Linked DNA regions of Homo sapiens: region 1 is linked to region 2. Evidence: chromatin loops called from intact Hi-C (ENCODE). Cell type or tissue: thyroid gland. All regions are shown on one strand. Links, peaks and the distances in the headings refer to the core of each region. The heading gives the core; the rest is flanking DNA. Region 1 holds the start of LOC102723321 (a long non-coding RNA gene). Region 2 holds the start of LINC00624 (long intergenic non-protein coding RNA 624).

Region 1 (13,960 bases), core at 4,796-12,795, 180 kb after region 2:
TAGCTCTAGAATGTGCCTTAGCTGAAGCTTTCCTTTTAACATCTTGTTACATCCCTAAAGCTCACTTTTATACAACTATCTTTTAAAAAAATCTTCCCCATCACACTCAGGTAGTAATTTTTACTTCTTTGAACTATTAGGTGTCGATCATTATGCCGTTTACATAGCACTTATTTTCTTCCTTGCTTTGTAGGTATTTAAGTCTACTTATTTTTGTCAAAAATATATAAGTTCCTCAAAGGTAGAGACTATGCCTCTTTCATTTTTATATCACAAAAAACTTACACACAGTTTATATGTACTATTTATTATATTTATAAATGGATTGCTCAGTATTACTGCAGATTGTAAAAGTCTTGGAAAATATCTTCAATTCAACATATATTTATTGAATATGTGCTGAATTTCAAGCACTGTGCCCAGTTGAGGATACGGACATGGACAAGACATAATCCTGCTTCTGAAGAGCTTACTATTATCAGAGGAGGCTGGCATACATGAAAAATTGCATTAGTCCACAATAACAGTGTGCTCTAAAGGTTGTGCACAGGAGGGACTGGTTAGTTCTAACCATGAGGCTCAGGGACATCTTCATGAAGTTGGATCTGTCTGAATTGTTTTGTATGTTAAATGAGCTAAAGTTCATGTACCATAAAATTCACCCTTTTGAAGACTACAATTCACTGATTTTTAGTATGTTCACAAAATTGCACAATCATCACCACTATCTAATTCCAGAACTCATTTGTTACCCCAAGCCCATTTGCACTCACTCTTCATTCTTCCCTCCCCTGAACCCCTAGCAACCAGTAAGCTACTTTCTGTCGCTATGGATTCCCTAATTCTAGGCATTTCATATAAATGGAATCATCCGATATATGCATTTTGTGTCTGACTTCTTTCATTTAGCATAATGTTTTTAAGCTTTATTTGTGTTGTAGCATGAATCAGTGCTTCATTTTTATGACAGAGTAATATTCCACAGTATAATATATATTTTATTTATCCATTTATCTGTTGATAGACGTTGTGAATAATGTGCTATGTGAATAATGCTATTCACGTAACACACTATTCTATGCTATTCACATAGCATTCACATAGCATTATATAATGCTATGTGAATAAAGGCTATTATGAACAATGCTGCTATGAACATCTGTGTACAAGTCTTTTAGGAACATGTTTTCAGTTCTCTTGGGTACATACCTAGGAGTAGAATTGGCAGGTCATATGGTACTGAATTGATTTTTGAGGGATCCATAGTTTGCTGGTAACTAGACTAATAAGAGAAAATGGCAACATTATTACATCAAGACACTCAGACTCTCAGTCCAAGTATTTCTAGGTTCAGGAGCCCTCTCTACCTTCCTGTCAGATGTTATTTTAGTACCTTGTGGTTTTAAATCCATGAAATCACTCTACCTCTTTGGTAGGAAATATGACTTTTTCCTTAATGAAATACTCTTTCTGCAACTATGGCTCATTCAAGGTGAGATGTGGTGATTTTAAGGATCCAATCCACTGTTACTCATCTAACCCCACAGTCACTGCTTCATGGACAAGCCCAGAGCTTTTGGCAGGATAAACCAATGGGACATTGGTCTTGGAAAGGCTAGTTCTCCCTGAGCCCTAGAAACAGCTGTGTTATAGCTATGTGCTCAGGATCCCTTAAATTACCTGGAAAGCAATCCATATCCCTCCTCCAACTGCAGAGCTTAGTTTATTAAACTATTTTTCAAATAATTACAAGCGACATACTTTGATATGATTTTTTAACTAACATTATATTGTTTGTTATAGGGGAAGATTTTTTTTTCCCCAAAGGAGGAAGTGGGTAGAATTGGTGGAAAAAACAAACTAAAATAAACTAATGCCTAATTTCTCAAGCCCCTTTCAGAGGCTAATTTATATAGGAGTGCTAAATGAGCCCACTCTCCTGCAATCCTAAAACAGGACAGGCTATATCTGCTCATAGGTATTCTTTTCCTAGGCAATGTTAGTGTATGTGCATACTAATTTTCGAGACCCAGCTCATTTTCGAGGCCACCTTTCCTGAGAAATGCCTTTCCTGGTCCCATAGGCAGAGTGACAGACTTCCATTTACTACACTCCAATCCTTTAGGTGCTGTCTTGGTCTCCTTTAGGTTGGTATTACAGAATGCCACATACTGGTTAATTTATAAAGACAGGGAATTTATTTCTCACAGTTGTGTAGGCTGGGAAGTCCAGTATCAAGACACTGGCATCTGGGAAGAGCCTTTGTGCTGCATCATCCCCTGGTGGAAGGCTGAAGGGCAAGAGAGAGCAGGAGAGGAAAGTTCCTTTATATCAGGAACCTACTCCTAATGACATTAATCTGTCAGTTAGAGCAAAGCACTCATGACTTAATCACCTCTTAAAGATCTCACCTCTCAACATAGTTCAACTGGGGATTAAGTTGCAATATGTGAACTTTGAATGATACATTCAAACCATGGCAGGTGATCGTCTCTAATAAACTTTATTTTGTGTTTGATTCCATTTGTCTGTTTGTGTTCACCGTTCTTTTCATCAGTGCTTTGCTCATAGTAAGCACTAAATAAGTGTTCAATTTAATTATTCTGAAGTGATGACCCTATACTGGTAGAGTGTTAGTCTGCCAGCACATCATGCCAGTTTCAGCTTCGTGAAAGAAGGAACTCACTACCCAGGGAAGCACAATGCTTTGCTAGGTTTATGCTCATACTCTGAGTTTGCACAATGCAGGTAAGACACACAATTCCCAATTTTGTGTTCTCGTCCAGCAAAATTTGTTGGGCATTTACCGTGTTCTGGGTGGGATTCAGAGGTGAATAGGACAGAGTACAATGTGCCAGGCTGCTGTATAATTATTACATTTACTTCCTCCAGTAACAAAGAAAGGTAAGTGTGTTAGTCAGGATTTTTCTGGTTGCAAAAGATAAAAAGACAACTTAATGACATAAAACAAACAAAAAATCAAATGTATTGGCTCATATATCCAAAATATACAGATGTGGACTTCAGGTGCTGCTGGATCCAGGAACTAGATGATCCTATCTTGATGCTATCTCACTCTCCATCTCTTGGCTCTATTTTTCCTGTGTCTTCTTTATTCTCTGGTAGGCTTTCCCTTCATAGTCATTAGTGGCTCCCAGTACCTCCACAATTACCTTCTATCTTGTTGGCAGCCCTTGTCAAAAGAGAAAAATTCTTTCTAGCTGCTCCAGCAAAAGTTTTGGGATTACCTCTGTTGAACTTTCTCAGATCTCAAGCCCATTCCCAAACCAATGGCTGTGCCCAGAGGGAGGAAATACACTGATTGACTAAACCTAGATCATATGTCCTCTTTACTTTTTTAAAAAATTTATTTATATATTTTTTGAGACGGAGTCTGTCACCAGGCTGGAGTGCAGTGGCGTGATCTTGGCTCACTGCAACCTCTGCCTCCCGGGTTCAAGTGATTCTCCTGCCGCAGCCTCCTGAGTAGCTGAGATTACAGGTGCACACCACCACACCTGGCTAATTTTTGTATTTTTAGTAGAGACAGGGTTTCAATATGTTGGTTATGCTGATCTTGAACTTCTGACCTCGTGATCCACTCACCTTGGCCTCCCAAAGTGCTGGGATTACAGGCGTGAGCCACTGTGCCCAGCTGCCCTCTTTAATTTCTAGAGTGGACTCAGACAATTAAACCTTATGGGCGAAGGGTGAAGAAAGGGTAGCTCTCTAGGGTGATTTGGCATCCTATTATGTGAAAGGAAAATGGATACTGGACAGACAGAGACCATTCTGATAGTTATAATAAACTCCACTTTAGAGATAAGGAAATTATGGCTTGGGAAGTTGGCATATGTTACTCAAATTCTCATTGCTAACATGTATTAGTAGAGAGAGGACTAGGACTCATGTCTGTCTGATTTCAAATTCTGGGTAACATGCCATGTAGCCCATGCTTTCAAAGAGCTTATACACCAATGGCCTTACAGCCTTGCCAGTCAGTGGGAATCACTTAAAAAAAATTGTGGTAAAATATACATAACATCAAATTTACCATTTTAACCATTTTGGAAAGTAAAGTTTAGTGATATTAAATACCTCCACCATGCTGTGCAACTGGCACCACCATCCATCTCCAGAAATTTCCATCATATCAAACAAGAACCACCGACTCCTTCCTCCCTCAGACCCTGGAAGCCGCCTTTCTGTGTTCTGTCTTTATGAGTTTGACTACTCTAGGTATCTCATATAAGTGCAATCATATAATATTTGTCCTTTTGTGTTTAGATTATTTCATGTAGCAGAATGTCTTCAAGTTTCATCCATGCTGTAGCATGTATCAGAATTTATTTCCCTTTTAAGGCAGAATAATATTCTGCTGTGTGTACATATCACATTTTGTTGATGGACATTTGGGATTTTTTTCCTATCTTTTGGCTGTTGTAAGTAATGTTGCCATGAACATGGGTGTACAAATGACTGAGTTCTTGTTTTCTATTCTTTTGGGTACATACCCAGAAGTGGGATTGCTGGATCATGTGGTAATTCTATGTTTAACTTTTTAAAGGAGCAACCATAATGTTTTCCACAGTGGCTACACCATTTCACATTCCCACCAGCAATGCACAAGGCCTCCAGTTATTCTACGTCCTTGTCAACACTTGTTATTTTCTTGTTTTTTTTTTTTTTTTTTTTTAATAACAGCCATCCTAATGGGTATGATGTGGTATCTCGTTGGCTTTGATTAGCTATTTTCCTAATGATTAGCGATGCTGAGCTTCTTTTCATGTGATTTTTGGCCATTTGTATATCTTTTTTGGAGAAATGTCTATTCAAGTCCCTTGCCCAGTGTTGAATTGGGTTGTGTGAGTGTTTTGTTGTTGAGTTGCAGGAGCTCTTTATATAGTCCAGGTATCAATCTCTTATCAAGTACTTTATATATGACTTGCAAATATTTCTGCCATTCTGTGAGTTGCCTTTTCACTCTGTTAAAATAGTGTCCTTTGAGACACAAGTTTTTAATTTTGAAGTTCAATTCACCATTTTTTTCTTCTGTTGCCGGTGCTTTTGGTGTTATATCCAGAAATTACTTTTGAAAAGCAAAAAGGACATGTTTAAAAGAATAGCACATGGTCGTTAGTCATAGAACATGTATGCATAAATGTATTGGTCATTTTCTAATTTCAGCCAGTTGAAGTTTAGTTGTAGAAAAGAGAGTGAGCTACCTGAAGGAGCATTTGGGGTAGGATGCTACAATGAGCAAAGAGACTTTTACCAATATTAGAGCAATAACTGTCTGACAGGGAAAGGGAGAAGAGTTGCTAGGAGGGGGAGAGTGATATGTTGAGAAGAAGCAGCACAAATGTTACGTGTTTCACAATTTTAACTACACTGATGAAATGGTCTTACTGAAGTGTGGTGAAAGCAAATGTCATTAAAAATCTGTACAGTACTTTAAAAAAATAGCCTTCAGACTCCTTGGTTCAGTACTGTGAATTAGGGAAGCATGCCATACATGAAAGCATTATAAAAGTGCTACGTAAGATTATATTATTATTGCTAATGTGTTTGTTCAACAAATAAGCATATGAAATTGGAGCACAAGAACACGGACCTAGGAGGGAGGTAACAGACATGGAAAGGCCCCACTCAGATCTCCTTCCCAGGAAAGACTTATAGCCCCAGCTGTGGGGAGTGTAATGAGCACACGTCCTCTAGCTGTAGCTCCCTCAGATTTGGTCTCATCACAGAAAGCACTTCACCTCAGGTCATGACCTTTTGAGTGTATTTGGTGTCTAAGTGAGGTGAGAATATAAAAGCCAGGCCATTTTGACCCAATGTAGGACACCCTTGTTGGTAGTGTTTGTTCTAAAGCTCCCTCAGGTCTGTACTGCAGTTTAACTTCTTCCTCTGCTTAATCCTCCCTCTGCCTTCTTCCTTTCACAGGTGTTGATCCTGAATAAACATCTTACACCCAAACTTCAACTCAATATCTGCCTCCAAAGAACCCAACCTGTGACAAGTGATTTTAGAGATTACCTAACCCAAACTCTTTCTGAAATAATAAAGTTTATTTTTTCCAAATTCAAAATTATTCTTCTTTTAGAATGAGGTGATTATTCAAGTAGAAAGAAAAACATCGCTAACAATGTTGGCAGCCATCTTTGGAGACCACTTGCCGTAACTGTAAGTAATGGTTTTAATCTTTGGGTGTATCATAATATACTTATCCCTTGAACAATTAATACTTTTTCTAGTAGTTTTTTCTAGTTTTTCACTAGTTTAAGTAGTGCTACAATAAATATCTTTGTGCAATAAAGGTTTTTATGTATTCTAAATTATTTTCTTAGGATAGATTCCCAGGTGTAGAATTCTGGTTTGCAGAGTATGATTTTTTTTTTTTTTTTTTTTGAGACAGAGTCTTGCTCTGTTGCTCAGGCTGGAGTGCAGTGGTGCGATCTCGGCTCACTGCAAGCTCCACCTCCCAGGTTCGTGCCATTCTCCTGCCTCAGCCTCCCGAGTAGCTGGGACTACAGGTGCCCGCCACCATGCCCTGCTTATTTTTTGTATTTTTAGTAGAGACGGGGTTTCACCATATTAGCCAGGATGGTCTCGATCTCCTGACCTCGTGATCCGCCCACCTCAGCCTCCCAAAGTACTGGGATTACAGGCATGAGCCACTGCACCCGGCCCAGAATTTGATTTTTGTTGTTGTTGTTGTTGAGACGGTCTCACTCTGACACCCAGGCTGGGTTGCAGTAACATGATCATAGCTCACTGCAGCCTCATATTCCTTGGCTTAAGCAATCCTCCTGCCTGAGTCTCCCAAGTAGTTGGGACTACAGACACATGCCACCATGCCTGGCTAATTTTTTTTCTTTTTCTAGAGGCAGAGTCTTGCTATGTTGCCCAGACTGGTCTCAAACTCCTGGGCTCAAGCAATTCTCCTGCCTCAGCCTCCCAAAGTGTTGAGATTACAGGCATGAGTAACTGTGCCCACCCAGGTATGCCATTTTCAGTGCTCTTGATGGATAGTTTTCCAAAGGCTTGAATCAGTTTTTATTGTCAACAGAGTACAGCAGGGCATCAGGAAGCCCATTTCAATACATTTTTCTATCATTTTATAGAAGAGATAATTACTGGTTAAATATTAATTTGTGACAGTGTTGAGTCTTTTGCTTCTTAGGTGAGATTAATTCCCTTTGGTCCATATGTGTAGAAAACCTGAAACTGTAAAGTGTAAAGCTCTTCTCATCAGCTTACCAGTATTCCTTACTCTCAGGCATGGAATGCCAACCCCCAAAGGATGCTTTTGTGAGGACAAAAGTGAGCAGGTGGTGACGGTAAAAGATACAGAGATTCCTCCCTGGAGAGCAATAGAAATCAGGAGGCAGTGGTCTCGATGAAAACCAGCAGAAGTGAATAGGGACCCATGTACTAGTTGAATCCATGTATTTCCAACATGGTGCGACGTGTATGTGGTAGCAGTGGACCCAAACACCACAGAAAACTTGGGGCAGCCACACAATGGTGTTATTTCAGTCTATAACAATGTTCCATAACCACCTTTTTTTTTACTTAATATGTCATACATTTTCCATGTTATTAAATGTCTATGTGTGATTTAAATCATTTATATTATGTTAAATAAAGCATATAGATTCTGAGATAAGTACTAATACTTTCATTTTAAAGATGGGCAAACTGATGTGCAGAAAGTTTAAAAACGTCTACCATTCCCACAACTAGTAAGTGAGGGGCTCATATTGAAATCCAGTCGGGGCTGACTCCAAAAGCCAGGATTTTCTCACTACACTATGTTGATCCTCAGGGCATAAAAAAACCAGGCCCAGCACATACCCTCTACTTTTGATATCTGGCAGAAGGCCTGGGGAGCGAGGTGTCTGTATGAGAAAGCAGAGTGGTCGAAATACAGCCCCTACCACCATCTTCTTGAAATCGTTCTATTATTTTGCAGTTAACAAGCTGATGGCAATTTAAATTCAGTTCAGGTGTTTAAATACTAGACACTGGGAACACACAGATAAACAGGGATGCCAGTTTAAACAGCTGTATCTGCTTCAACACATTTCAGAAGCAGGAGCAACAGGGAGACCAAATTAAGGCCTGGCACCTTGTGTGCTAGAGACAGATTCTCAGAGTGAGCCCGTGGAGCCCACCACACTCATACCCCACCGCTAGTTCTGCCATGTGCACTGCTTCTGCCACAGAAATGTAGCCTAATTTGAATGGCACAGTCTGTTAGACTCCTCTTGATACCAAAGGAAGGCTTCTCTCTGTCTTTTAGTGATGAAGACACCAGTTGCCCCGCTTCTCTTTTCTTTCCTTTTTTTCCCCCCAATTGGCATCATTTGCTAAGCCCCTCTAAGTACCCAATTCAGGCAGGACATTAGAATTTGCCTCTCAGAGAGGATGCCTCTGACTCCCTCTAGAGGGCACTTGCTGCCAGTTATGGGCTAAGTGCCATTGCTGGGAGGATTCTGTGATCAGCCGGCTGTCAGATTCACGGAAGGCTCCTGGCGCTTGTTGGTTGGTTTGTTCTAGAGAAACAGTTGGAGAGTGTTTCCTTGGGCAGCTGGGAGAGGTGGGGGGACTCCCTGCCCACCTCAATCTCCTCAACACCCCTCCATCCCTCCCCTCCCTGACTGGGCCTTCACTCAGCAGGCCCTTCTAGAGGGCGGAGGCCAAAGGGTGTCACCCGCTTTCATGAACAATGCTGCCTGGAGCCTGTGGTGTTTAGAGGAGTAGATTTAACCACAGAGGGTTTGTGGGAACTCCTAGTTCAGAACACAAGGGAGGAGAGAACAGAACATTGAGATGCAAAGATTTATGAGGGAGAAAGACTCATGTAAGAAAAGGAAATTAGAAACCAAGCAAGCAGAATATTCCAAAGACAGCCACATACCACCCATAATAATGAAGTTTCCATGACTCTCTTTGGCTCAGATAGGTCTGCTTAATAATTAATATGGCAACTCTCCCTCTCTCTGCAAACAGGTGGCTGTACAGGGCTTGGCAAATATTTCCTTATTGCTCCCTTTACTTTCTCCGAGAGGAAGGTTGGGTGGTCCAGAGGATTTCCCAGATGGAGCAGCAGGCTTCCCATGCCTGCCATTTGCATAAGGTAACAGAGTGAGACAAGAGCAGTTCTGGGACTGGCAGGCAGAGTTCCTTAGTGCCATGCGCACAGTGGCAAGATCCCTCAGGCACCTCAGGAGAGTGGGATCAAGGCCGAGAGGGTAGGCGAATGTCGGTACATGAATGGATTTTGAAATGGAGGCAGCACTTGTCATGTGCCAGCTTCCTTTGGAAAATGATGCTACAGAGATCCCATCACTGGTTGGGTCTTGTCCAGCTGCTTTGTGGAGGGAAGGATGAACAGGACATGCTCTCCTTTGTGCCACCACCCCAGTCAGGTTTGTTCCTCTCCATCTCTGGACTCGTTGTTAGTCTTCCCTGGCTTCACCTTCTCCTCTTCAGTCTAGACTGTACATACTGCTGCCAGAAATATCTTCCCAAAATACTGCTTCTGCCATGTCCCTCCCCAGATAGAAAACCTATGGAGGAAGTCACAAACAAGTCATATCAGTCCTGTAGATATGCTTTGTTTCAAGTATGTGATGTTTTAAGAAATATTTTGAATTTGTTTCCAACACGGAAAAAAGGAAAATCTTAGATAAAAATCTGAATTTCTAGCTTTTGGTGGGGGGAGAACTAGGTGATCTGGCAATTCTATACCTGTATTTCCACATTGCAGTTGACTGGAGTGAAGTAGCAACTGCTGCCTTCAGACAGGGCACTGATGATGTTGAGCATCTTTTCATGCACTTATTAGTCATTCATATATCTTCTTTGGTGAAATATCTGTTCAAATCTTTTGTCTATTTTTTAAAAAATGAATTATTTGTCTTCTTATCATTGAGTTATCAGAGCTCTCCTTCACTTTTTACTAGATAATTCTTCTTTACTCCAATTCTCTGTTATGGTGAATAATTCCTTATATTACACTTTCCCTGCTCATATTACTATGTGGTATCTCTCTTTATTGGATTCCAATTTATACACATGGCTACTAATATTTATACTCTGTTAAGCCAGCAAGAAATGCTCAGAACGTAAGTAAGAAAAAGAAAGTGTTTGAGCTAGACAGATTTGCGTTTGGATCCCAGTTTTGTCACCTCTATGTGGCTATAGACAAGGCATTTCATCTTTCTGAACTTGCCTGTTATTACCTTTAAAATATGAAAATAATGGCCACCTCGCAGGATTTTCTTAAAGATTAGAGATAATATACGAAAGTAGCTTATCACAGAGATTGGCAGTTAGTAACAACTCAAAAAATGATAGCCAAAAATAGCAGCAGCAAGTGACCAAGAGCTGAAAATAAGTCTTAGGGTTTCTACAGGTGAGAGTAATATTCATTTAAGCTACATTTGATAACAAGGTCCTTGTTATTTAGCAAAAAGTACCCCTTAAGTGGCACCTGTGTGCCACTATAGCTAAAGAGATGCCAAAGAGAAGCTGGATGATGATGGCCCAGGAAGGTCCTCATGCCATGACCACGCTTTGGGAGCTCATCATAAATATGAAGACTGGTCTTCAGCTTCATAGGATCCATTTTATCAGTACCCCAGGAGTGTCCAAGCTTTAGAAGGCTGACGTATGTCAACTAAACTCACGTAGTTAGTCTTCAGGATAACTGGAGTGACTCTCTTTTAGGGATTGATTCATTATTCAGTTGCTGCCTATTATGAAAGTTAAAAAAAATTACTTATTCTTATATTCAACCCAACTATTTATGGAGACACAACCTCAAACTAAAATGATCAAGTTGCTATTGAAAAAAACATAAATTACAAGATACCACAGGCACTGTGATATCACTAAAATGCAATGACAATAATTATTTAGCTTACCAGCTGATTTGGACATTTTATATATTTAAGTTTTGTGCATGATTAGAACCAGAATCAGGAATAGACACAATGAAGGTGTCATAGAGTGGTAATTCATAGGTTTTCAAGTAGTGGCTTGATCTTTGCCTGAATGGAGTGGGAAAACTGCCAGCTAGAGGCCTGTAAACAGCATCTGCACTCAGATGAGGATACTGGAGTGTGTTAAGATCCTTCTCTTGTTTTGAGACCCTTCTGTTCTGAGAGAGTCTTGTAAGTGATCTCTTTGGTCAGGCAGATGTAAGGTAAGAATCCACTTGTCCTTGGGGAAACCTGCTAAGTATTCTATTTGGATCTATTATCTGGAGTGTGACCTCAGATTTAGGACATTTTTTTCTACACATGGATTTGAGCTGTGGTATTCTGAGCATTCTATGTGTATGAAATGCATAGGGGTTTTGCTCAAGCATTTGCACACTGAACGCAGGAGGCAAGGTTATGGCAGGTATGATGCACAGGACTTATTGTCTCTTTACTGCACACAAGATAAAAGACTGGAGAGGATGTGGACTGTTTGTTGTGCCACATGGTTTTATTTAGTACAGAATAGGCCATTTTTGTTACAGAATAGGGCCTCACTGTGCCCTGTAAGAGAATGGAAGACAATAGATGCTCTACAGAGACAGAGAAATGAGGTGGGCTTTGGACTGAAAATGAGGGAGATCTTTGGGTCTGGTGGAAATTGAGCCTAGATTCTGAGCATGGAGATATAATGGCATTTGTCAGCTACTCTCTGTTGTATGTCTTTGTTCCAAGGGCATTTATTACACACCCAGATTAGATTCAGATTAGCCACATTTGGGGAGCTAAGGAACATGGCTATATGCATATTTAAGGCACTACATGTAGAGGGAGTTGGTATTCCTGGAGTTACAAGACAACAAGAGGTGAAAGCAGGAGCATGGCACCTCAATATTCTGGGGGGCAAGGGCTCGGACTGAGATGGCACGTGACAAGCAGAGAGGGTTTATGGAACCGGGGAGGTTTTCTCAGTGACCACTGGAGGTACTTGAGGAGGCGAACCTGATAAAAGGCACTTTCTGCAGCCCTAGAGGATGCTTGATAGGAATTTAGCTATTGTTATTTGTGTATTAAAAGGCCAGAGAATTTGAGTACTTCTGTGCTACATAAATATACATATTTTAACACCATAGGTATAACAAGATCACTGACACTATTAGAAGCAGAAGCTCAATTCTAGGACAATATTATGAACTGGCTTTCCAAATCATTCCTAATAATGAGTAGCAACACAGAAAAGACCTTTTTTCCCCTCTATTTTCCTTCCTTTTCTCTTGCTGAGCTTGGAAATCTGGGTGAGGATCAAACAGTCCTTGCTTATGGTTCATATGGGGCTCTGCTCTCTGGAGCTCCTCCTAACAGCATATCATGCTTCATGACTCCTGCAACCGACTAGCTCTGATGCTCTGATCTGACAGGTTTCTATTCTTGATGTTTGTTTTGCTATGCATTATACATTACCCCATGCTTATGAAGAACTGGCCATTCTATCTGACTTAGGCCTTCGTGGTTTCCTTGGACTTTTAGTAGTCTCTGACCTTCTTTACCTTCTCCTTTTTTTCTTCTTTCCTCCTCTTCCTTATTCTAGAAAAGATTTTCCTTCCTGTAAGGGATAGCTTTAAAAAAATTTAAAGTGCGTATACAGATATAGTTAATCAAGATTAAATTAAAGGTAGATGAATAAAAGAAAGGAAAAACAAGGACGAGGAACAAGGGGGATACAAAAATGTATCCCTAATGATTCCAACTCTTGATTACTGGTGGGCCACCAATTGATGCCAAGCTTCCCGGAGATCACTTGAAAAGGTGGGAGCTTATTAAGTGCCCAAGCCACAGGGGTCACGAGGTGAAAACCAGCAAAACAACTTATTCCTAATATTAAAACCAGAAAGAAAATTATCTTAAGACACGCCATAAGGAAGATCTTGTGTAATATCATGAAAAGGGTCTTCAGTAACAACTCTTTACTGTAGGCACTGGGATGGAACTCATTAGGGGTAACTGCACCAAAGCTCAAGAAAAGCAATTCTCTGCTAGGTGCAGTGGCTCACACCTGTAATCCCAGTACTTTGGGAGGCCAAGGTGGGCAGATCACTTGAGGTCAGGAGTTTGAGACCAGCCTGGCCAACGTGGTGAAGCCCTGTCTCTACCAAAAAATACAAAAATTAGCCGGGTGTGGTGGTATGCACCTGTAATCCCAGCTACTGGGAAAGCTGAGGTGGGAGAATTGCTTGAACCCGGGAGGTGGAGGTTGCAGTTAGTGGAGATCAAGCCACTGTACTCCAGCCTGGGCAACAGAGCAAGACCCTGTCTACAAAAAAAAAAAAAGAATTTTTTCCTTTTTTTTTATTATACTTTAAATTCTAGGGTACATGTGCACAACATGCAAGTTTTTACATAGGTATACATGTGCCATGTTGGTTTGCTGCACCCATTAACTCGTCATTTACGTTAGGTATTTCTCCTAACGCTATCCCTCCCCCTGCCCCCAACCCCACAACAGGCCCCTGGGTGTGATGCTCTCCGCCCTGTGTCCAAGTCTTCTCATTATTCAATTCCCACCTATGAGTGAGAACATGAGGTGTTTGGTTTTCTGTCCTTGTGACAGTTTCCTCAGAATGATGATTTCCAGCCACATCCATGTCCCTGCAAAGGACATGGATGCATCCTTTTTTATGGCTGCATAGTATTCCATGGTGTATATGTGCCACATTTTCTTAATCCAGTCTATCATTGATGGACATTTGGGTTGGTTCCAAGTCTTTGATATTGTGAGTAGTGCTGCAATAAACATACGTGTGCATGTGTCTTTATAGCAGCATGATTTATAATCCTTTGGGTGTATACCCAATAATGAGATCGCTGGGTCAAGTGGGATTTCTAGTTCTAGATCCTTGAGGAATCACCACACTGTCTTCCACAGTGGTTGAACTAGTTTACACTCCCACCAACAGTGTAAAAGCATC
Region 2 (17,453 bases), core at 5,610-13,609:
CTACGCCACAAGGTTTATTACCCTCCACTAGCAGGGGCAGCCCCATCTCTTGGCACAAATCCCAGGGACCCCCATACCTGGCGCTGCTTAGGGGTCCAGTTCATCTACCTGAAACTGAGTGAGCTTTCCTTGGCAAATTCTGAAGAAGTTTTTTCATTCATTGTTTGCTACAATTCATTTGACAATAAATCATATATTGCTTTGTGGCAGCTCTTCCATTGTTGCCTTAAACAACTGTTCAGCACTTAAATTTTTCTCATGTTTATGTCTTGTTCCTGGAAGCAAGAGTCGTGTCTTATGTCTCTGTTTCATCTGCAGTCCCCACAGGCTTGACACGTGAGAGGCATTCAAGAAACATTTGTTGATTTTATATTCAACTTCCTCCCGTTCCTGGGAATGGGTCTGCCTAATTACCCTTCCTGACAAATTCTGTGCCTTGCTATATATTCCTATCTCCCCATACCCCATCCTTTCTTTCTATTTTTATTTTTTTCATTCCTTCCTCTCCTCAGTTAACTAAGCAGAAATCATGGAGTTAGGTTTATTTGTTAAATTATCTTCCTTGGGTCCTATAGGTGGAAAGAAAACAAAATTTGGAGTCTGACAATCTGAGTTCGGGTCACTATGTGACAACAGAGTTCACTGGCTGTGTGTCCTCAGCCTAACTACCGAACTCGTCTGAAAATCCATTTCTCCCAAAATTACTATCTCCAGGTCTTCTCATCTCAGACCATGCTCCTGAAACATACCTTGCAAAGGTCATCAATGTCCTACCTACAGCCAAATCCAATAGACTGTTTTCAGCCTTTTTATTTTGACCTCAGTACATTTGTCTTTATTTATGTATTTATTTTTTGCAGAGACAAGGTCTCACTTTGTTGCCCAGGCTGGCCTTGAACTCCTGGGCTCAAGAGATCCTGCCATCTCAAGTCTCCCAAAGTGCTGGGATTACAGGCGTGACCCACTTCACCTGGCCCATTTGTCCTTATTGACCAGTTTTTTCTTGTCTCAACACTCTTCCCTCATGCCATCAACTTCATCTCATGTTCTTCTGAGTACTCTACTTGTTTTTTTTCATTGTTATCATTCTTCTTACTAAAACATGAGCTAACCTTAATTGATGCTTACTATGTGCCAGAATTGCGATAAACTTTCTAGGTACTGCTCCGTAAGGTAGGTGCTATTACTGTCCTTGTTAGAGATGAAAAGACCATGGCTCAGAGAGGTGACCTAACTTGCCCAGAGACATATGGCCAGAATATACTCTCTCAACAGAACAACATGCTTCTTCAACTCCTTTATGGGTTCTCCTTCTCTTCTTTTTACTTTTGAAGTTCCTTGGAGCTCTATCCTGGGCCTGTTTCTCCTCTGTCTACTCTCCCTGGCAATCTCAGCTACTTCTTTGTCTTTAATAACCAACCATGTAGCAATAGTTCCATATTGCCATCTTCAGCCCATGCTCCTCTCCTGAGATCCAGATCTTTGTCTTCAACTACTTACTGGACAGTGTGATACATGATGTTTCCGACATGACATGTCTTAAACTGCATTAGTCAACTCTCCCTCAAAACCTGCTTTTCCTCTCAGGCTTCCTACCTCAGTAAAGTCATCCACCCACTGCCATCCACCAACTGCCATCCGCCAACTGCCCAAGTGAGAAAGCTCAATGTCGTCTTCTTTACCTCTCATTCATCCTTCTTAACATGGCTTCCAAGACCCTTCAAGACTTGGTTCCTTCCTCTTTCCAGTTTCATTTCTTCCGATTCATCCCCTGACATTCTTCATCCAGCTGTGATCACCAAAGTGTGGGTCCTAGAGTAAGGCAAATTCACTTGCTTGCTTTCTCTGATTTTCTCTGACCTTCTCGTGTCTGGGTCTGCAATAAATTGTACCTCTAGCTGTAACATGCTTCCATCTCTTACCCCTCACCTAAGCTCATCTTTATTTACTAGGTCTCATCTTAAATGTCACTTCTTTTGAAAATACTTGCCTAGACCACCTCAGATCTTCCTGCTGGCTGTGCCCAGCTACCCTTACCGAAGCATAATCCTGTCAATGGCAATTACTTTTCAACTGTTGATATAGTCTTGTCTATTGTAGTATCTCCAGTATCCAGCACAGTGCCTTGTGCATAAAAGGCTCTCAAAATATGTTGAGCAAATGAATGAATTATAAAATAGAGTTAGCTAAAACTACTTCTCAGTAACATTAGGTAACTGTGGAAATTATGAGATAATATGTGTGATTATACTTTGTAAACTGTAAAATTCTAGAACAAACTCCATAGTGATAAAAAGAATTATGCATGGTTGATCTCCCACACTTTTCCAGATTCTTCATCCCCTTTCTGGACCCACTATCTCCTCAATAGCCAAGAGATCTTGATGTATCAAAGTCCCATAAGGGGACTCCAGCTGAGATTCCCCCCAGGTTCTCTCACTTTGAGGCTTCTTTCTGACCCAGGAGCTACTTAGGTAAGTTGTCTTCCATATCATCTCTGTCAGTTCCATGCTGAACTTGGCTCAATCAGCAGCTACTGACAAAACCACTCTTCCATACCTATACCTCTGCTCTGGCCCAATCCAATTTGGTTCTTTAAGCTGATTCTCCCCACTCACTTTACCCTCTAATCTGCCAGGACACTTAGTGACTGAGGATTAGACTTTTCACTGAGGATTAGTGTCTTGCCCTACCACCCCAATGGTCCCTCTTGCTTTCACTTGCTACAGAAACTTTACGAGAGAAGGACATCCTAACCTAAGGTTCTCCTGGCCATAGAGAAGCTAATTTGGAGAAGATTACGATGTTGATACATTTTTAAAGCAAACCCTCAATGAGTTGATTACTGAGTGAGGGAAGCTGATGTGGGTATGAGAAAAGGGAGACAAGGAGAAACAAGGAGTATCTGTGAGGGTATGAGAGTTGTTGGGGGAGGAGGAGCATGAATTCGATCCTCCCTGGTGATGCACTGTTTCCTCAGTGATAGCCCGTCTCTCCAACAGCAGGGTAACTTCTCTGGCTGGCTCCCAGAGAATGGGTGTCCCATTCTCAACCAGCATCACCTAAGACACACTTGGATACAGGGTTGCTTATCCAGAACCATCCCTGAGTTTAGAGGCCCAAATCGGGGATAATCTCAGTGATTTTTTTTTTTAATCATCACCAGGGATATTTGGGAAAGTCAATCACTGTATCAGCTAGTGGTTTCAACTTATAAAAACAACCACAATTGCAACAGCAAAAACCTCTGATTCACTCACATAAAGAGTGTGTAGACGGGCCTTCCTTTCTACTTCAACACCTGCTCCTCAGACTCACCCCCTTTGTGACTTCTTGAAAAATGCCTTGGGTGTTCATTAACCTGATGTAACCAATATAAATATGTTAGAGGAAAGCACTCAATGTTATCTGTCCTGGACCATCCTTGCCAGAGAAGGACAAGCTCTTAATACCATAGGAGATTGTTTATCTGAAAAATCTAACCACTGGAAGCATCCAAGGACTGTTTATACGCTAAATTTATTTTCTTTTTTTTAGGCAATATGTTCACATGTGGAATTAACATTATCTAAATTCCAGAGAAAGTGCTGATTGGACATTCAAGGTGAACAGTCCTCCTTTACAGTCCCTGAGCTCAGGCACCTTCCCTTCCCTCAGGCCCTTAATGTCTCTCTCCCCTATAGGCTCTTCTTCCCTTCTGGCTTCTGTTGCAGCACCTCTTTCTACCACACACCCCCATCCTCAGCCCAACACAGCATTGCTTACAAAACACTCAAGGTGCTAAACTTACCTGCACCTTTGTGTGTTTTTACTGCGTAATTTAAGGAAGTGACAGAACTGTCATAATGTGTGAGTTTAAGTCTCTGAGTTTTAAATTCAACACAAAAGTAAAACAAGGGGCTCATGAAGATGAGAAAGGTAGCAGACATATTTCATAATTTTTCAAGATATTACTCCTGGAGCCTTATGTTTTTTTCCTCCCGAAATCCTTGCATAACAACTAGACAGAATGATGAGCAGTGGCACCTTGGAAGGCAGCCAGTCTCACAGTATTAGAGAGATAATACAATTTTAGAACTGGAGGGGACCTCAGACCTGATTTAGTCCAACATTCTCATGTTAAGATTAGGACAGTGGGGCCCAGGGAAGTGTTGTGATTTGCTCAAGGTCGCATAGGGGATTTGGTGGAGCAAAAGCCCTCTGGGCATGCAAGGCCATACTATCCAGATTCAGGCAGGGCTTGACTGGCAGCAACGGGGCCTGTGCAGAGAGCCAGAAAGAGGCAGTGATAAAGAAAGTGAGGCTGCAGGGTGCCTGGGGAAAAGAAGCCGGGAAGGATCACAGAGGAAGATGCCTTTGAAGCACAATTTCAAACTAAGTGGTCAAGCTTGCAACATTTGGAGCATGAGGGTTACCAGATGGGCCTGGGATGGGCAGCAATCAGGCACTGGGGGATTCAATGGGAGTCAAGGCAACCAGAAGAAGCTGAGTCAAAGAGACTGATGTGCAAACCACATATGGCTCTCCATATAGTAGCTACAGCTGCAAACCCAAGGTCAGTGTTTAGATTTACAGGTGTGTGGATAAGACTTTTGGTCAGGGCCGGGTGCAGTGGCTCATGCCTGTAATCCCAGCACTTTGGGAGGCTGAGGCAGGTGGATCACGAGGTCAGGAGATCAAAACCATCCTGGCTAACACAGTGAAACCCCGTCTCTACTAATAATACAAAAAATTAGCCTGGCGTGGTGTCGGGTGTCTGTAGTCCCAGCTAGTCGGGAGGCTGAGGCAGGAGAATGGTGTGAACCCGGGAGGCGGAGCTTGCAGTGAGCCGAGATCATACCACTGCACCCCAGCCTGGGTGACAGAGCGAGACTCCATCTCAAAAAAAAAAAATGACTTTTGGTCAGCATCAGTCACCTCAGCCAGGTCCCTGAATCACAGCCAAGCCTAGATGAGTGGTATTATTGACCATGATAATGGGAGGATGAATGGTGGCTATGACTGCCTGCTGCAATCAACCTTTAGGATGGCCAGAAATTCTGATTTGGCCAGCCCTTGGCCCAGACAGCAATGTCCCCAAGACACAGTGATCACTGTGAACAGAAGCAGCTTCCATGACAAAGGCCACATACACAGCCCTGTGATCGAGGAGACCACTTTGTCATGGGTCAGAGCTCAGGTTAAGATAGACCTTTGGGGGTGTGGGGAATGGAGACAGTGAGGAGAGCACAGAGCTGCAGAGTGGAGAGAACTGAATTGACTATTTTCAAATCTTATGGATTCAGAAGCTGTCGATGGAGCAGTAGCAAAACATTCGTGCCACTGATACTAAAATGGCAAATCTCTCAACAACTTTATTGCCAGTATATTCAGAAGGTTTTGTCAGAAATCTTGAGTAAGTGACTTAACTTTGCTGTGTGTCAGGCTAAATCAATGCAATGCAAAAACATCTGGATGAAAATGAAGCATCTCTGTCAGTTGTCTGGGTGTTTTGTCTACCTGACATCAAACAGCTGGATTCTTGTAAACATTTCGATGATGCACTAAATTTTTCATTTTTCACTCAGATCACAAAATCATAGACTCTCCAGCTTGACAGGAACTTAAAGGTCATCTAATCCCTGATATTTGGCATAGCCTCAAATGACCTATTTTGTATTATCACGCAAATCAAACACTAAGATAGGGGTATGTGTTCTGTCTAATTACACACATTGTATCTTATTTAAAAACATGTTTAACATTTGGTTCTCCTTGGCTGTTTAATTGAATTGTAAATGAATCATTTACAGGGGAAACTAGATTATTATATGTATAAAAATACAATGAAATCCTGTAATTAGGCCAGACCTGATCTACAAAAAAAGAAAAAAAACTGCAGGTGTGTAAATGCTTGTGAACTTTGGTGCTATGTTCAACACAAAGCCAAGAGGCTATGTGAGTTACCGTCACTCATAGAACTACCTGCTTAGTTTCACAAGGAGAGCAGTTTGCAAAGAAGTTTGCTTTAGCTCTTTTTCACTTCTTACTTATTCCTGCCATTTAACAAGCTTACACCAGGTGTCTGTTTCTAGACTGAGACAAGCAAAGTAAGGGCAAAGGACTGTGAAATTCATTAACTCCAGAGATCTGTTTCAGCATCTGAATCTTTCTCATCCAGATGGCCAAGGCTTCATCCCACCCCAACCCCCTTTCATATTCAGAGAGTTCCTTTAAAAACATTCACCCAATCACAGCTTCATAGAGAAGACAGCTAAGGAAGCTTTCTTACCCATAGATTGAGCTCCTGGTCTAAAGTATGTGTTTAATTTCCCTGAAAGTCTGCACAGAGTTTTTCATTTTTTACAAATTGTTCTTTGAGCTATTGTCTCATTTATACTAGTAGGCAGCATAGAAATGGGGACAGCCAAATTAAGATATAGGAGCAAATAGGGAGTATTTTCCAAAACTAGATAATGTGTGCATGCTGAGTGAAAAAAAAAATGGTAATCTGGGGAGAAAAAGTTAGAAGGTCCAGAAAAAGGAAGAAAGGGTGAAATGAGGTGATGAGTCAATGAGGCAGGGAGATCTATGAAGACTGTTCTGGATGGCAGGAGATGTAGAAAAGAAGGTTCTTACATTTGCAGTGATGAAAGCTTATAATGGGCAAGGGGGAGGCATAGTAAATCAGTCAGCCAGCCAGCAGCATGTGCTGGGTGCCCACAGTGTACAGAGCATTCTTGATACTAATAACTGCAGGGCGTTATCGAGGTTGTAAAAGACCTTCCAAGATGAGCTTGAAAACTAGTGGAGGAGAACATCACAGAAAAACCACACCTCACTAAACTTCAGAGGAAACCAGAATCATATTGAATAATGAAGATGGCTATTACCTAAGCAGGCATCAATACAGCCACATGCACAAAAAATAATTCAAGCAATCTAGCTAGTATAGATTTAATATATATGTATGTCAGAGTTAACATTTATGGAGTGCTTACTATGCAGCAGACATTGTATTAAGCACTTTATACACATTACATCTTTTATATGGGAGATGTGGACAAGCCTAGAAAATCTAAACATGTAATGGGTCTGTTCATTTTGGTATGAAATGAAATAGATGAAAGGATATGGGTAAAGATGTAAACACGGACTCCAGCATTTAAGGATTTGACATAACTAGCTATGACTATTCATGGGCAACCCTTAAAGTAAAGGGGTTAAGTTGTAATTTTCTCAGATTTGGATTGACTTATGGTGGGCAATGACTCTCCTTCAGCTTTGGGTAGAGAATTGTTCACTACCACTGTCTACATCTCTGTACACCTTGATTGTTCTATGTGTTTCATTGAGTTTGTCTTTTTTTTTTTTTTTTTGAGACGGAGTTTCACTCTTGTCGCCCAGGCTGGAGTGCAGTGGCGTTATCTCGGCTAACTGCAAGCTCCACCTCCCAGGTTCAAGTGATTCTCCTGCCACAGCCTCCCCAGTAGCTGGGATTACAGGTGCCCGCCACCATGCCTGGCTAATTTTTTATATGTTTAGTAGAGACGGGGTTTCGCCATGTTGGGTAGGCTAATCTCAAACTCCTGACCTCAGGTGATCCGCCCGCCTCGGCCTCCCAAAGTGCTGGGATTACAGGCATCAGCCACCACACCCGGCCAAGTTTGTCATCATTCTTTTGAAGTTATGCTTTTCTGAATTATAGGGGGACAGTATAAACTATTGTTTAACCAAGAGTTTAAAGATTTGCAAATGTCTTCAGAAGTATAAATATTCACAAAGGGAAAGTGTCTCCTGACTTTAGAGAAATGTAGAAGTACCCCACTGGGTATGAGTAAGTTCTCCAGAGTCTCTCTTTAACCTAGCTCTAGGGTAGGATAGAGGTGGAGCCAGAAGGGTCTGTGTCTGCAGTTTTGACAGTGTTACCCTTCTTCAGCCTCCTGCACAGTGAGTGACCTCCAAGGATTATTCAGGGTTTGGGAACAGAGAATTGTAAAATATTTTAGATGGGCCAACCTTTTCTCAAAATCCTCTTCAAAGGAAAATTAGCCTCTTCCTCACCATTGCCTTCTGTGCTGAGGAAGAGGACCTGCTGCTCCTTGAAGGAGGGTGGCCATTTCGATACCACAAGAGCCTACTCTGCCCTTTGACTGGATGCCTGGCCAACTCCTGACATTAAGGCAGCAAGCAATCCCAGTACTGCACAAAGTTCTGCAGCAACAGAAGTGATGATTAAATAGGGCAATGGGTTCTCTTGGGAATACGAACTGGGAAATTCCAAAAATCAATCAGTATCATGAGAAACATCAGGAAGAACACAGAAGAGCAGCCCAGGCATGCTCGTGGTGAACAGCACAGAGATGAAGGGCCACCTCAGTGTTAGATCCTTCCAGTGTCCATATGACATTTCACTCACCAGGATGCCACTGGTGCCAGATGCTCCTGTGATGTGCCTCTCTCTCTCATCGCCACAGGTATGCTGCAGTAAGCCCCCACTGACTAAGGTAGCCTGAGGGAGTGTCAGCTCCTGGAAAACAAAAAATCACCATACTGTCAGAGCTGGTCACTTAGTCAGTGCTACTCAAAGTGTGGTCCAAGGACCAGTGGAATCCACCACTGTTCCAGTGTGCAGAAACAAAGCATAGAAACAAAATATGCATTTGGAAATCTTTAAATAGGAATTTGACCTTGCCCCAGCATCCAATTTTATGTCTGTTAAATCTAATAATAAAAAGTTGAGCTTGCATTTCATAAGTCTATGGGAGTTTTTTCATTTCATTTTTCTAATAATTTATTTTTATTGTGTTTTACAAAAGCATCAGTCAGTATGTGAAGGACTGAAAACTGTCAAATATTTAAAAACTGGTGCTTCACAACAGACAGTTTGAGGAGCACTGATCTAGTCCCGTTTACAAACTGTGAATCCTTGACCCATTCGTGGGTAGTAACCCATTAAGGAGTCACGAAATTAATTTGTGTGGATACCAGCATTAACAAAGAATAGAATAAAAAGTATCAGGGTACATTGCATGAATACAGGATTAAGTTCTTTTTTGTGAAATTTTTATTTTAAAAAGCATATGCAAATACATATGCACATACACACTTGTATATTTTTGCATGTATATAAAACAGAAAAAGGAACCTGGGATGCCCATGTTTTATTGTAAAAGATACTTCTGCTTTTCTAACAGTTGTAAGGAAAATGTCTGCACATATTTGGAAAACTATGTGTTGTCCATCACACACCCTTCTGCTATCTTTTATCTGATTTGGATTCTATGGGAGCTATTTCACAACTTTGTAAACTGTAGCTAGCTGATAGCATTGCAAAATAATTATTCTCTGTAAACATTCAAGTTTTGTCCCTTCTGGTAGAGGTTCAATTGATTCCCGCTCCCTCTGTGGAAGAAGTCAGTTTTGCCCTTTTTTTGTGCATTCAATATTCTTGATCTATACATGTTCTTTGTATTCTCTTTTGATCCAGTTATAATATCTGCCTAGTTCTCTCATAGATTGAGTTAAATAAAATCTCTAACACATGTTCATGTTCAATCTGTATGAGTCATGATTCTATGTTTCGTTTTTTTTTAAATTACCTTTTAACGTAGGTCACAGTAGAGCTTTCATGCATCAGGTGGCAGTGTTTGTTCAAACTTAGGTCAACTGTAATGAAATGGGATACCTCAACAGGAAGGCAAACCTGGATCCCTAGCAAGGCAGAGGGACTTCCTGGTTTAACTTTGTGCTGTTGCCTAGAGGAATCAAAAGGAAGGGGAGAATTTTATTGTGAAAGACCACATGCCAGCAATGATTTTAACTGCTGCTCTGTAAGATCCCTCCCACGCCTTGTTCTCATGATGTTTGAAATACACATCTCTTTTACTACAGTTCAGAAAAATCTGAAGATACAAATGAATATGGACTAGGCAAATTAGAAGTACGAGGTCTCAGACATAGCAAGAAAGAACACCAGCCTGAGAACAAAAAATTTAGGTTCTAGGCCCAACTTGATCCCTAATGAGCTGTATGATTTGATTTTAAGCATGTGACTTAGCTTCTCTGGGCCTCTTATTCTTTATCTGTACATTAATTTACTTAAGTTGGTAGTTTTCAATTCTTTTTCAGGCATAACAACTTTTTTTTTCAAAACAAAGCTTGTACACAGTTTTAATGTGCAAAACAAGACAACAACTCTGGTTTAGTAGGGTGTCTGCTTGGTTTCAACTCCTCCACTATGGTGGCCTCTAATTATAGGGGCCCCTCAGAACTGTGAGGATTCCAAGATAGCACGGTCTGAGAAGCATGGAATCCAAGAGCACTAACATTCTTCCTAATGCTGCGATGTTCCAGTCAATTACTTTGTCTCTGGTTTAAGAGCATTCAAAATCTTTTCCAAGTTGTTCCACCCTTTCCTTCCTTGCCCCATCCCCACCCTGTTGAGTATTTCCAATTTTAGCTCTGACCTTTAGAGTCCTTGTTCTATCTTCATTCAGTTCCTTCAACTGCTGGGATCCACCCCACAGGTTTGGTCCAAAACAACCTATGGGGTGTATTCCACTGTATTCTAATTATCTGTTTAATTATCTGCTTCCCCAACCAGACTGAGTTTCCTGAGAGTGGGTGTCTTGTCTTCTCACCTTTGTCTCCCAGGTCCAGTGCGGTGCCTCGCCCTCTTCTCTATTCTCAGTACACACTGTCTGAGTTCTTCTCTCTACCTTACCTATGTATGTTCTACCCAGATCTCTCTCCTCAACTTCAGCCTCTCTTGTACAACTACTTTCCAGACAATTCCACTTTGGGTATCTCATAGGCTCTTCAAAAGCAGCACATCCAGTTCTACAGCTTCCATTCAGAATATTTACCTCCTCCTAAAGTCCTATCTCAAGAAAATATGCTGCAACCTACCTGCTGCTGCCCAAGCCAGAAACCCTTGACACCTCACTTTCTTTCATTTCCACTTCCACATCCAACCCTTTAATTCCACCTCCTACCATTTTTTAATCCATCTACACTTTTTTTAGAGATGGAGTCTTGCTATGTTGCCCAAGCTAGACTTAAGTGATCCCCATCTCAGCCTCCTGAAAAGCTGGAGCTACAGGTGTGTGCCACAGCACCAGCGATCTGTCTTTCCATTTCCACTACTGTTGCCCAAGTTAAGATCACATGGATAATAACAGATCATTTTGATGGTGCTTCCAGGGTGCCAACTGTTGCAAAAATAATAAAACCCTTTTCATACATTAGATCCTTGAATGTGCGTATCTGCTCTGGTTATTACTGTAGCCCCATTTTACCATTAAGGAAATTGAAATTTAAAGAGAATAAATAACTTACCCAAGCTGGTAAGGGTTGGAGCTGAGAATTTAGTCCGTCTCTCCAATGCCAATACTCTAGCCCTTACCTATAATACAACAACTGAAATATTAACTGGTGTTGTATCCCTACTATCAGCTTTGCCTTCCAAGTCTTTTTTTTCCCGTTCTACAGCCCAGAGATTTTTTAAAAATAGAAATCTTACTGTGTGCGGAATTCATTCCTTCTGGTGGGTTCTTGGTCTCGCTGTCTTCAAGAATGAAGCCACGGAGACTCCCGGTGAGTGTTACAGTTCTTAAAGATGGTGTGTCCGGAGTTTGTTCCTTCAGCTGTTCAGATGGGTCCAGAGTTTCTTCCTTCTGGTGGGTTCGTGGTCTCACTCACTCCAGGAATGAAGCCGCAGACCCCGGCGGTGAATGTTACAGCTCTTAAAGATGGCGCATCACAGTTGTTTGTTCCTCCCGGTGGGTTCGTGGTCTCCCTGACTTAAAGAACGAAGGCACAGAACCTCGCGGTGAGTGTTACAGCTCACAGAGACAGTGCGGACCCAAAGAGTGAGCAGCAGCAAGACTTATTACGAGAGTGAAAGAACAAAGCTCCCACAGCAGGACACCAGAGGGCAGCGGGTTGCAGCAGCTGGCTGGGTGCTCCGCGTGGCCAGCTTTTATACCCTTATTTGCCCCGCCCACATCCTGCTGATTGGTCCATTTTACAGAGAGCTGATTGGTCCATTTTACAGAGTGATGATTGGTCCATTTTACAGAGAGCTGATTGGTCCATTTTACAGAGTGCTGATTGGTCCATTTTTACAGAGTGCTGATTGGTGTGTTTACAATCTTCTAGCTAGACAGAAAATTTCTCCAAGTCCCCCACTCGACACAGGAAGTCCAGCTGGCTTCACCTCTCCTTATCATGTGTCCTCCACTTAAAATTCTTCATTATTTTTCCTTTGCCCAGGGATACAATAGAAATGTGTTAATATCTCACTATGCCCTTCATAATCTGTATCTGGTGTCTTTTCTTGCTACTGTCACCCTTGGCTTCAGTCATACTGAACCGTTTATGATTTGGGGGGCATATATTGCAGTATCTTCCATTCGTCCTCCATATCTTCTTTTTCCTCTGCTTGAGAAATTCTTTATTTCCCCCACCTCTTTACCCAGCCAGCTCCTAGTTATACTTCAGTTCTCAGCTCAGAAATGTTCAACTCTAAAGAAACACTCTGTGACCATTCCTGTTCCCAGAGCACCATGAATCTTCTGAAGCTACCATTGTGACTCTACATTATAAATGCTTGTGTATTTGTCTGTATCCTCCCCCAGTACAAGTTCCCAGAGGGAGACTACTTCTGATTTATTCAGCATTGCCCATTGTCTTAACTTGGGTTCCTTAGAAGAAGACCCTGAGGTGAGAATTCTTCTTACTCAAGTGATTTATTGAGGATGAAATTCATATGAGTGAGGGAAACTGGATAGGGCTGGGGAGATCAGTCAAGCTGTGGGTCTAGCCTCAGCCTGATTCCAGGGGGCACTTTGGAGCTTGAATAACATCACAGAGTCAGCCCACTTGAGACAAGGGGACTGTGCTTTTACCCCCATCCCCAACAACTGGGCATTGGCTGCAAGCTGCTCCTAGAGTGTGTGTGTGTGGGATGAAGGCAGCATAATCTCCCAGGCATAGCTGGGGGGAGTGCTTCCCTGCTGCAGGGCTCCAGAGAAGGGTGCAGCTGTGACTCCTTAGTAACTGGGGGATGCGTGCTCCACCAGACAACAGGGGTCTACTACATACCCCAGCTGCTAGAACATGTCCTACCACATCATACTCAATACATGCCAAAGAAAGAAATGAGAGAATTTTTTCATTCATCTATTTCTCATTTATTCCCAGCTGAATGATTTTTCTAGTGGATTACATTCTCTAATATTCCCAATCTTGATTTTTTTTAAAGCCTCTCAATTTTCTTCCACCTTTCCTGAACACTAACCACTTTATAAGATTTCCAAACTTGGGTAACTCTAGTTTCTCACCTCATGTGCTTCGTTTAGTTCTAGTTTCTCACCTCATGTGCTTCATTAAGTTCTAGACAAACATGAGCACGGCCATTAATATTTCTACAACTTAATTAGTTGTTTAAGGTCTGACTGGTTACCGGTCAAAATGTACACATCTTCTCAAATTGAGTGGGACTTATGGGGAGAAGGTTTCTGTCAATTAGGAGAAAATTTGATTTTTTTTCTTTTTTTTTTGATGGAGTCTTGCTCTGTCGCCCAGACTGGAGTGCAGTGGCGCGATCTCGGCTCACTGCAAGCTCTGCCTCCCAGGTTCATGCCATTCTCCTGCCACAGCCTCCCGAGTAGCTGGGACTACAGGCGACCGCCACCACGCCCAGCTAACTTTTTTTGTATTTTTTGTAGAGATGGGGTTTCACCATGTTAGCCAGGATGGTCTCAATCTCCTGACCTTGTGATCTGCCTGCCTCAGCCTCCCAAAGTGCTGGGATTACAGGCGTGAGCCACCACGCCCGGCCGTATTTTTTTTTTTAGTTTTTTTTTTTTGAGACGGAGTTTCGCTCTTGTTGCCCAGGCTGGAGTGCAATGGGTCATCTCAGCTCACTGCAACCTCAGCCTCCCGGGTTCAAACAATTCTCCTGCCTCAGCCTCCCCAGTAGCTGGGATTACAGGCATGCACCACCATGCCCGGCTAACTTTGTATTTTTAGGAGAGACAGGGTTTCTTCTTGTTGGTCAGGCTGGTCTCGAACTCCCAACCTCAGGTGATCCTCTCACCTTGGCCTCCCAAAGTGCTGGGATTACAGGCATGAGCCACCACGCCCAGCCTGGAAAATTTGATTTTTAAACCGTTTGTCTAGAACAATTTGCTCCAAAATATCTACATATATCCTACCTGGGGGGTCTACCCAGAGAGATCTGTGAATTCTCTGTAATCCATGAATGCATATTCCAGGCTGTGTGCCCTTACCTATGGCAGTCAGCTGCCACCTGCTCAGATGGATGGACACCAGCAGCCTCCTCCCTGATTGGGAAGTTAGACCACATGGAGGGAAGACGACTTCTTCCCACAAGAAGGTTCCCTTCTGCTCGAGTGGACTGGAGCCCTGAGCTTATTCCTCAAGGAAATTTTCTCTCTGGAAGAAATCCAATCCTATCAGACTCAGACAAAAGGTAAAAGCCTTAAAGGTAGAGATCGGGTCCTGTTCTTTACATAAAAACTAACAATATCTCACACTCAACTGTTTAGAAGTGCTTTCACATATTGTATCTCATCTGATCCTCAATAAAATCCCACCCATGAGAAAACTGAGACACCTAGCAGTCAAGTGACTCACCTAAGATCACGTAGCCAACAAATGGTAGAGCCGTGATTCAAACCCAGGATCTCCGATGCCAAATATGAAGGTCTTTTCAGAGTACCCTGCTGTGTAACACAAGGCCTGGCTTACCATATGCCCTCATTAGCTTTTCGTTGAGTTGAATTACCTACGGCTTCTATTATTCATGTCCAGTGCACCCCTTCTTTAGAATAGATAACAAAAAGTAGATGATGGGCTAGTCTGTGTCAGCTAAAGCATTGTGCCAATGAGGTCCAGGTCATTGGTTCAAATCCCAAAAGACCAGTTACCTTTGTCTCAAAATGGCAGTAAGCTTAGTTCCGCTGATACAGGCCACTGCCCTAATCACTCATTTTGCCTATGAGTCAACATCAGAGAATGGCAAAAGGATTTGGATAGAGCAGGGCAAGTTCATTACTAATTCTAGAGGGACATTGGGAAGAAAATCTTATTGCTTTTATTTTTGCCCAGGAGAAGGGATAGTGCATCATTGGACTTAGCCACATAAGGCTCTGGGTTGATACATGTGGAGTTGAATTCAGTGACTTGAGTGGATCTGACCCAGGAAGGCATCATGAGGAGGGGGTGTGCCAGGCTGAAGTGAGAAAAAGGGCTGGGAAGAAATGACCAGCTGGAAAGGCCAGTCCAGCACCACCAATGTCTTCAAACAGAAGGCTGCAGAGATAACTTGAAGACCTTGAGGAGCAGGAAAGTGTCATGGTTCTGGAGGTTAAATTTAAAATCCAGAGCCCCAAATAAAACCTTCACTCAGGTTCTCTTCTTCCATTCCTATAACTTAGCTTATGGTGCTGACAAGGAAGCAAATGCTTAAAAAGTGCAGAGCTCTTATTATCTATAATTGTTATACCATTCAATGCAATGAACACTGACAGGCCTGTTTTGCATCCACTGCTGTACAAGCTCCTGGGGTTGGGGTTCATGAAATCTCTGACCATAAGTTATTATCCAAGGAGTGAAATGATCGTAGTATATTATACAGATCAAGCAAAAATAAGTTCTATGTAGTGACTGCTCTGAGAGTTTAAAGGGAAAAGTTGGCTATGGTCAGATTCCTTTAGAAGAACTTCTCAGGAGGGGACTGAGTTAGTCTTTGACGAATTGGCAGGATCTGAATCTGAAGGTGGAGGGAGGTGGAAAGAGGATTCATCCCCTGAATCCAGTGCCCCACATACCTCCTTTGGGCCCACCTTATTGTTTCAGCCATTGCTGTAGCAACCAGCTGTGAGCAAGTGAAACCTGGCCGCGCCGTGTCTTTGGATGCAGAGAGCAGTGTTCACCTTCTGTTCCCGGTTTCTTTGCCACATCTGCCTGCAAGAACCTGCTTGGCCATTCTGATACACATGCAAACCTGAGAGTATGGGGAAGTTATCACCCAAAGGACAATACTGGATCAATGGGAGCAGACGCTGGTAGATTAATACTTCCCTCTTCCACCCTGCAGGCTGCCAAGTCTGAGATGCATTCTACAGGGGCTTCATAGCCTTCTAAGTAGGATTGAGCTCTGGTTGCCCACAGTGACGATCCGATAAAGTAACCATGGATTGGCTTCTCCTTCTTCCTTCTTTCAGCCTTCACAGACCCCAAATGTCCCAATCCTACTTCTTAGCGTAACTCCCCCAATTCAACCACCTGTACAAGCCCTTTTTTGGGAGGGAACATGGAATGAAGTTAAAAATGGGCTTGTTGCTTTTTCCCTATATCCCTGAAAAGTAGCTGTTCCAGAGATAGGAGAAAGCCGAGCAATATGGCACAGGGAGAATGTGCAGATTCTCTTTACTACACCTCCGAAGCCCACAACTGGCTCCCGCATTTGATCAATCCTATGGGGACTTCTCTTAGAGCCACCAGGGGTCTTTAGAGAGCTCCCTGAAGCCTGAGTGATGGGAAGCCTCACACCCATGTGGTAGGGAACATTTCACTGAGAGTGACATAGCCAAGCCCTCCTCTCCTTCCCCAGTTCCTTCAGACATCTGTGAAAGTTTGAAAAGGGTTCTTGCATTCCCAGGCCCAGGACTGCAGGGAGGGAGGAAGCTGACCCTCAGCCTCCCTGAAACATCCTTTGTGGGACTCCCATCCCTACCACCTCTTTAAGTTCTCAGACCTCAGCACTGGGCTGGGATCTTCCCAGAACCACCAGCCCACCCAGCCCCAGAGTGTATTCACCAGAAGCCCTGCTCAGAAGTTGGCCTGATCTTAGTAATAGTCCTGACTCTTTCCGAACATAGATCATGCTGAGTTTTATGCCTCACAAGTGAAGTGTGATAACAAGAACTTGGAGAGGATCTAAAGCAACCAAAGGGCAGGGCATGGTGGCCCATGCCTGTAATCCCAGCACTCTGAGAGGCTGAAGTGGGAGGGTCACTTGAAGCAGGAGGATTGCTTGAGGCCAGAAATTCATGGTTACAGTGAACTACAAGTTGCATTACAGCCTGAGTGACAGAGCAAGATCCTGTCTCAAAAAAAAAAAAAAAAAAAAGTAAAATAAGATAAGCAACCAAAGGGATATGAGTTTGAAAAACAGCTCTAGGCTGCACCCTTAGAGAAGCAGGGCAACTTACCTTCTCGAAAAGGCAGGAAGTACAAGGGTGCCCACTCAGTCCAGAGGAGGACATGATATGAGAGACTGGGGCAGGACAGAACTTTCCTCTTACGAGGATTGTAGAAGGCCTTGAATTTTGTGGGGAGGTAAGAGGAGAAAGATAATTGGAGAGCGTGAAGAAAGGATTGTTAAATAGTTTTTTTCTGGCAACATTTTTAAAAGTTCAGGTAGTTTAAAGATGGCTGAG

What was found. Peaks named below come from ENCODE experiments on the same cell type or tissue, not always from the same donor. Only the 100,000 strongest peaks of a DNase experiment are listed, where the experiment ranks them.
Region 1: it touches region 2 in a loop (2.2-fold over the local background); 6 of 110 quality-filtered maps call a loop at or near these places.

What each region holds. Positions count from the first base shown.
Region 1 is chr1:147,691,664-147,705,623 of GRCh38, forward strand. LOC105371230 (a long non-coding RNA gene) reads right to left here. Exons shown (of 3, transcript XR_922077.4): 3 at 8,403-9,578. LOC102723321 (a long non-coding RNA gene) reads left to right here and starts at 9,065. Exons shown (of 3, transcript XR_922079.4): 1 at 9,065-9,145. In thyroid gland, for the core only: a CTCF peak has its summit at 8,450; a DNase peak (open chromatin) is centred at 8,498.
Region 2 is chr1:147,505,940-147,523,392 of GRCh38, forward strand. LINC00624 (long intergenic non-protein coding RNA 624) reads right to left here and starts at 11,936. Exons shown (of 4, transcript NR_038423.2): 1 at 11,504-11,936; 2 at 9,582-9,737; 3 at 8,399-8,509. RefSeq lists an enhancer at 4,122-4,780 and a silencer at 10,133-10,333. In thyroid gland, for the core only: a CTCF peak has its summit at 9,623; a DNase peak (open chromatin) is centred at 9,672; H3K27ac peaks cover 1,059 bases.